2 separate regions of the Homo sapiens genome follow, and region 1 is linked to region 2. A link is a contact called in ENCODE Hi-C or POLR2A ChIA-PET data. All regions are on one chromosome and are shown on one strand. The core of a region is the stretch at or near the end of the contact, and the rest is flanking DNA. Distances in the headings are between cores, read along the strand shown. Region 1 has its middle 40 kb from the start of FOXD2. Region 2 has its middle 21 kb from the start of LINC01738.

Region 1 (3,630 bases), core at 491-2,990, 230 kb before region 2:
GTCGAATTTGTATGATTAAAGCCACATTGTGCATGGACAAATGCCAGCATTCATTCATTCATTCATTCACTTATTCATTCAACATTTTTTGAGCATTTGCTAAGTGCCTGGTATTGACGATACCAAGACTAATATAACACTGTGTGCCTGCCCTTAAATTGCTCACTATCTGGAGAAGCAGGCAGAGATGCACACAGACATTAAAGACCAAGTTGGAAGGGATTGTGAAGAGGCCGGGATGTAGACGTGGTAGCACCAACAGGGATACTCAACAGCCCCTGAGCCCTTTCTCTCTATCAGGTACAATGCTAAGGGGTCTTCATACCTACCTCCAGGGTTCTTGTAAGTGTATATATATATATATATATGTATATATACAGTCACTTTTAAATATATATAAACTATATAGATATAGTATATATATGTACTATAACTTTATATATAAAGTTATTTAGTTCTTACTTACAAGAACCTTGGCGGTAGGTATGAATGTGGTACTTAGCTGAATTAGTTTCCTATTGCTGTAACAAATTACTGTAAACTTAGCGGCTTTAAACAACCTAAATTTATCATCTTACAGTTTGGAGTTCAGAAGTCCAAAACAAGTTTCACTGGACTAAGGTCAAGGTGTTAGCTGGGCTGTTGCTTCTAGAGACTCTGAGGAATAATCTATTTTCTTACCTTGTTTAACTTCTAGGGGCCACCTGCATTCCTTGGCTTGTGGCCCCTGCATCTCTCCAATCTCTGCTTCTATCATCACATCTCCTGGTCTCACTGTGACCTTCCTGCCTCCCTCTTATAGGGACCCTTGTGATTACACTGGGCCCACCCTGATAATCCATGATAATCTCTCCATCTGAGATCCTTCATTTAATCACATCTGCAAAGTCCCTTTCACCATGTAAGGTAACATATTCACAGACTCTGAGGATGAGGATGTGGACATCTTGAGGGTGGGGAGCATTATTCGGCCTCCCACACCATCTTGCAGATGAGAAAACTAAGACTTACAAAGGTCAAGGAACTTGCCTAAAGTTCTACAGCCAGTAACTGGCAAGTCCCGCCCTCTTTGGATTTGAGCCTCCAGCTCTTAACCTCAAACAAGAAGACTGCTGGTGCAGGTGAACCTTGAACTAGGTTTTGAAGAATGAATCAGAGTTAAAAAAAGGTGTGTCCAGTGGAGGAATGGTGTATGCAAAAGCAAGCTGAGCACTGGGTGTGCTTTGGTACCATAAAATGCTCAGATTCGCTGGGGGTGCAGGGAGGTGAGACAAGACAGGTAGGCAGGGTCTGGATGGTGGAAAGCCGCCTAGAGCAGGCTACAATGTTTGCAGTTGAATTGAAAGATGTGAAAAACCATTGGAGGATTTCACCTGTATGTCCTGGGTAATCCCTTCCCCTTTCTGACCCTCAGTTTCCAGCTCCTCTGCCCTGATCTGCTTTTTCCCTCCCCACTGTCCCTTTGTCCCCTCCCTTCTCACCCCCTTGCTGCCAGGCCTGGTCCCATCCATCCCTGGGCAGGAATGAGGGCTGGGTGAACTGCCCCCTTCCCCCATCCCCAGGACAGCGACGGTTTCCAAATATCTGTCTGTTGAAATAATGTTCTCTGGGCACTGGGCCTCCCTCCCTCCCTCACATTCCTGGGCGAGCCGGCCTGTTTGGCTTGCTCGGACAAATATTGACTTTCTCTGTCCTTCTCACTCTGGGTCTGTTTAAAAGGCATCAATCTTTGCCGGGGTGTGAGCTCCCTCTCCGTAACCTGTGGCCTCTGCGGTCCTATTCGGGCAGGGAGTGGTAGGGGAGGGGCTCACAGGCTCTGGGGATACCCCTTTCTTGCTTGGCTGCACTATAGAGGCTTTTGGTGCAATGCTGTTCCTTGTCAGCTGCTTTCCACGCGGTCCTGCGTGGGGCCTAACAGCCCACTTATGGAGCCTCTACTTGAGGGTCAGGTCTATGCCCGTGGCATGTGCACTGAGACCTTCATACACATTTCTCTAGACTCCTCAATAACCAGGCAGGAAACCCTGCTGATTCTACCCTCAAACAATTATTCATCATCCAACCACTTCTCAGCCTCCACCGCTACCCTCCAGGTCCCAGACACCATCATCTCCTGGATCTGACTCCTGGATTATTAAGTTAACTTCCTAAATTCTGCCCCACTTCCCTTCAGTCTGTTGTCAATTTTGGAGCCAGAGGGATGGGTGAACATGTTGGTTAGCCTGGCTTAGACCCCCCAGCTCCCCTCCCCTCCTCTTGCTCCTCCTCTCTCCCTTTGGGCCTCAGGGTTTTTCCTCCCACCTGAAAAACTTTGCACGAAACTGTTCTCTCTGCCTGGAACGGTCTTCCCAGATCTGGTAGATTCCCTCCCTTACCTCTTAGTAAAATGTTTCTCTGGCCGGGCGTGGTGGCTCACGCGTGTAATCCCAGCACTTTGGGAGGCCGAGGCGGGTGAATCACGAGGTCAGGAGATCGAGACCATCCTGGCTAACATGGTGAAACCCCATCTCTACTAAAAAAAAACCAAAAAAAATTAGCCGGACGTGGTGGCAGGCGCCTGTAGTCCCAGCTACTCGGGAGGCTGAGGCAGGAGAATGGCGTGCACCTGGGAGGTGGAGCTTGCAGTGAGCCGAGATCGTGCCACTGCACTCCAGCCTGGGCAACTAAGCAAGACTCCGTCTCAAAAAAAAAAAAAAGTTTCTGCCAAAATGTCACCTTTTCAGTGAACCTTTCTTGGACAGCAGTTTTTGCATGGAACCCGCCTTGCCTGGTCCCATCACCTGGGTACCCCCTCTCCCCCGCTGCCTTGTCCTTCTCCTCAGCACTTCCTGCCATCTCACACTGTATCTTTTAATTGTGTGTTTTGTTTACTGTCTGTTTCTCTGGAGGGCAGGGCTTTTTGTCTGCTTCATTCACGGCTGCGTCCACACCTAGAGCAGCAGATGTGTGAATCCCCATTTCGTGGGTGAGAGTTAGTAGGGGTTATGGTGTAACAGCTTTTATTTATTACTCACTTTTTGAGTTTCTTCTATTTATCATTCACTTCACAGACTCTAGCTTGCCAGTGCTCGCAACAACCAATCCATAAGGTGGGCCTGGCTATGGTCACCCTTACATGGGCAAAGAAAACCAAGGCAGTGATGATGGTGTAGGGATTGGTCCTGGCTGGACTGCCACCCAAAGTCCCTCTTCCTGCCTCGCCAGCTGCACCCAAACTGGGTGCGCGTGTGCCACAAAAATGCCAGGATAGGGTGAGCTGGTGTCCAAGCCTGTGAACCTTCACCACCCCTCACCTCTTGGCCTCTCCATCTGTTGCCAGGACTTGCTGATGCATGAGCTCAGACTCATCTTGGCCGATCTTGTCCCAGAGCTTTTGGCCGGGCCTCTTCTCTTTCAGCTTCTCCTTGCTTCAAGTCTCTCTCTCTGCCTCTATCTCTATTCATTGCTCTCTGTCTGCTTCTGTCTCTCTGTCTCACTCTATCTCTTTCTCTCTCTCTGTCTCGGGATCATCCCACCCACACTGCTGCCCCATGCATTGCCCTAAGACCTCCCCTCCATCCTCTTTTGCCCTTTGCTCCGTGGGACCAGAGCTGATCTTCCTCCTGGATTTGAAAGCACTGTGTGATCTGG
Region 2 (3,815 bases), core at 725-3,224:
GTCATAGAGCCATTAGTGATTTCTGTGAGTAAATGTATACAGAGCACACAGTAAGTGGTCAATAAATGTTAGCTACTATATTACTATTATTGTTATCATCATAAGTTATTATGATTAGCAGAGCAAGACTAAGACTCCAGAACTCCTTCTCCCTCTGGTTTATGGGCTCAAGATCTCTCTCCCAGTTGAGAAGACACTGAAGGTGAAGTAGAAATCTGGGCCCCCACCCAGTCCTATCTTCTGTAATTAAGCCTAGTGGATGTACTCCAGTTCTTCCAGTTTCCAGAGAAAAAGGCTAAGGAAGGTTGTTAGGAATAAGTGGGGGCGGGGAGAGGGGGCAGCATGATGAAACTTTGAAGGGAGGTCCTGTCTTGGTGAGGGGCTTCAAAAGGCAGCAGCCTACTTGTGCAACCTTGGGAGAGGCCAGCCTTTGGAGACACCATCTTTGATTAGCATGGGCAGGACACAGCAGCTGCAGGTCGTGGGGCTGGCAGCACCCTTTCTGCCTTCAGTTCCCTGGGGAGTCTCTTCAGGTCAAGGAAATCTTTGGTTCTAACCACTTCTCCGAGCCAGGACTGCTGGGTGGTCTAGGGGCAGGAGGGCAGAATGAGGGTGGGTCAGGGCAGGCCTCTGGTGCAACAAGGGGTGTGGGGTGGAAGACTTGGGATGGGGGGAGGTGGAATCGATGTGAGTGGGGTGGGGACGGGGAGGGCTGGCGCAAAAGGAGAGTTGAGGTCAGCGTTGGGAAAGTTTGTGGGGGGGGGGGGGTGGGGAGGGAGTAGGCGGGACCAGCAGATGCCAGAACGCTAAAAGGGTCCAGGGGACCCGGTAGGGGTCCATGACAGGGTGGAGAGGAGACTCCCTTCCCCCCAGATCCCGCTGTCCCAGGTGGCTAGCAGGAGGGGTACACCGCGAGTCACTGAGCTCCCCCTACATTTTGCGTCTGAGGCTCCAGAACATGTGGCCGACACACCCCTACTCCCAAAGGGCTGTCATTTGGAACGTATTTGCAGACACATGGCTTGTTTTTAAGTTAATGCTTTTTAATTCACTGTTTCCCAGTTGTCGTTTTTTATTGCAAAGGCGGATTCTGCCCGTGTGTGTTCCTTTGCGGGGGCGGGGGATGGGGGTAGCTTCGCGGGCAAAGATCCGATGAGAGAGAGGCAGAGAAAATGAGAGGCAGAGACAGAGGCAAAGGCACAGCGAGACACCGGGGAAACGGGGAAGCAGGTCAGAGAGGAAGAGAGAGACAGGCCGGAAGAGACTGTGCCCAGGAGCCTGGACAAGGGATGCCGTGCCCAGCAGCCTGGACAAGGGATGCCGTGCCCAGGAGCCTGGACAAGGGATGCCGTGCCCAGGAGCCTGGACAAGGGATGCCGTGCCCAGGAGCCTGGACAAGGGATGCCGTGCCCAGGAGCCTGGACAAGGGATGCCGTGCCCAGGAGCCTGGACAAGGGATGCCGTGCCCAGGGAGGGGAAGGCCAGGGGCCGCTCTAGCGGCGAGGGGCGGAGGGTGTGCTGAGAAACCCGGCTCCGGGGACCTAGGCTGACGCCCCCATCTCCGCCTAAGGCCCCTGGGGCTGAGCTTGCTTCCCCCTGGCTCTCTGGTTCCTTTCCGAGTGGAGGAGGGTGAACTGGCCCTTGGGAGAGGGCTGGAGGGACGCGGCGGGAACGGGCTGAGTACGCAGCACCCGGGTCGGCAAGGGCTGGGGTTCTGAGATCAGAGAGAAAAGAGGACCTGGGAGTCGGAGGCGATCTCCCTGGCCCCAGCCGACCCTCTGAGCTCTAGCGAGCCTGAATCCGGCTCTGGGGGTGGCGCCCCCCGCCTGCTGCGGCTCCCGGGGCCAGCGCCCTAACCTTTCAGAGCCTGGCCCTGCCACCTGTAGAAGGAAGGCGCGCTGGTGGCCCGTTCAAGCAGGCAGTGGCAGCACCGGGGGCCTTCTAGAAGGGACGAAACGGCTCAGGGGCCGGGGAAACTTGTTTGGCTTGACAACGCCTGGGCTGGGCGGTTACAGCAGCAATCCCGGGATTCTCGGCCCCGGGGGGTCCTGTTTACGCAGGACTCGCGGCAGACTGGAGGGAGTGGGGCGCTAGAGCTTCCTTCCTTAGCAGCTGAGAACCATTTCATCCCCACCACCGCTATCCTGAGACCCCCTCCTCTCCCCATCTGCGTCGGCTTCCCGCGAACCTTCCCCGGCGGCATCTTCAAACACACAGCGGCGGACACACAAAGACGCTCGCGAGCCAGCACTAGTGTAGGCACTCGGGCACACACAGATACACGACGCAAGGTCCCGGGGACTCGGATGGAGCCGCAGTGTCCCCGGCCCGGGCGGAGAGGGCTCGCGCGTAGGGGCAGCTGCTCCCGGGCCGCTCTCACACCGGGCGCGCGGCTCTCAAGCCGGGAGCTGGCGAGCTGAAAGCCCGGGATAATTAGCGCTAATTACATGTGTGCAAACAGCCGCGGCAGAGGGCGCGGGCTAGGCCGCGGGGCCGCCCCTCCCCCGGCCTGACCCTGGCAGTCCCACCGCAGTGGAGGGGCTCTGCTGGCGCAGCTCGAGCCGACCGCTAGGGGAGAGCGCGCAGGAGCACCCACGAGACCCGGGAATCGGGGTGCGCCGTCAGTGCCCAGAGCCACCGAGCCCCGACCACACACGCGGGCGCGCGTTGCGGCCCGGCAATCTCGGGATGGCGGGTTACAGTCGGGCCAGAGGCTGAGCCCAGAACTGGGGGCCGAACACCCGCTGCCCTTCGCTGCCCTTCAGCGGGGACCGGGCGGGGTGGGGCTGAGCATTCTGGCCCCTAGGCTTCTCCGACTGTTTTGGCCTCCGGAGCAACCCGGTGTCTGCGGAAGATTGGAAGCGACTCTCCAGCACCCCGCCGCCGAGGCCCGCTCTCCCAGGCCATGCCGGCTGGCGCCGAGGCCGCGGGACCTGGAAGGGTCGGAGTCTGGTGCTGGTGCCGGAAGGCCAGCCAGTCTCTGTCCGGATGAGCCACATGATCCCAGAAAGAGCAGCCTGAGCCTTAGTCTGCGCGCCCAAAAAATGAGAATGCAGAGACCATTCATACCTCGCTGGAGGGGCTTCAGATGCTGAGTACACGGGGGTGGGGGCGGGGAGAGCAGGAGAAAGGGCTTTACATGAATCCTAACGTGTGAATGTTTGCACTGAGAGCCAGACTTAGCCATCTCTTTTTATGGGCCTAGGTGCCTGCGGCGGGCTGGCTTGGCGTGGCGGCAGATAATTATATTCCTATAATTATAAATGAAGCTCAGAGAGGCCAAACGTCTCACAAGAGGTCACACAGCAGTAAGAGGCAGCTGGTTTTTCTGACTTCAAATTTCAAGTTCAGACTGCACAACTCTCCGCCATCCCTCCCGGACGCCCCTGGAACCCCACGCACCTCCAGGCCCTGAGCGAAGCCTGGAAGCTGCGGGGCGAAGCGGAGCGCGAGAGAGGTTGCGCTCTGCGGGTCGGGCAGCCGGGGCTCGCTGCAGGCCCATGGCGCCCTCTTGCGTTCGTGGCCGGAGGCGCAGGCGGCTGCTGGGCTGACCCGTGTCCCGCGGTCCTGCTGGACTTGGACGCGGCATCTGACTCCTCTCTCTCAATGATTGCGCAGGCGAGGATCGATTAGCTGCGGAGAGGGTGACCTGAGACCACACGAGGATGCATTTTGTATACCGTACGCTTTGTATGCTGTAAAGCACATGGGACACCCAGTCACAGCGTTTGAACACCACGGTAGTTTTCCACTCGCTTCCACCCCGTCCTTGATTTTTTACAGGAGTCCTGTAAGGCCAGCAGGGCAATAATTAT

What was found. Hi-C counts contacts between places; a loop is a spot of excess contacts on that map. ChIA-PET counts read pairs that join two places held with the same protein, here RNA polymerase II (POLR2A).
Region 1: a loop to region 2 is called in a map of Caco-2, with 12 times the contacts of the local background. The contact joins two enhancer-like sites. A Hi-C loop is called at or near these places in 1 of 168 maps with a recorded cell type or tissue (Caco-2). POLR2A ChIA-PET finds 5 or more read pairs at or near these places in 2 of 52 experiments (A673 and CD4-positive, alpha-beta T cell).

The regions. Positions count from the first base shown.
Region 1 is chr1:47,476,596-47,480,225 of GRCh38, forward strand. No RefSeq gene overlaps it. Among named protein-coding and RNA genes, the nearest start is that of FOXD2, 40 kb to the left of the region's middle. Within about 2 kb of position 1,741, at least 9 of the 41 ENCODE cell types and tissues checked have a DNase peak (open chromatin) inside an H3K27ac peak, as active enhancers do.
Region 2 is chr1:47,707,162-47,710,976 of GRCh38, forward strand. No RefSeq gene overlaps it. Among named protein-coding and RNA genes, the nearest start is that of LINC01738, 21 kb to the left of the region's middle. RefSeq lists enhancers at 896-1,862, 3,649-3,815 and a silencer at 3,510-3,579. Within about 2 kb of position 1,975, at least 3 of the 41 ENCODE cell types and tissues checked have a DNase peak (open chromatin) inside an H3K27ac peak, as active enhancers do.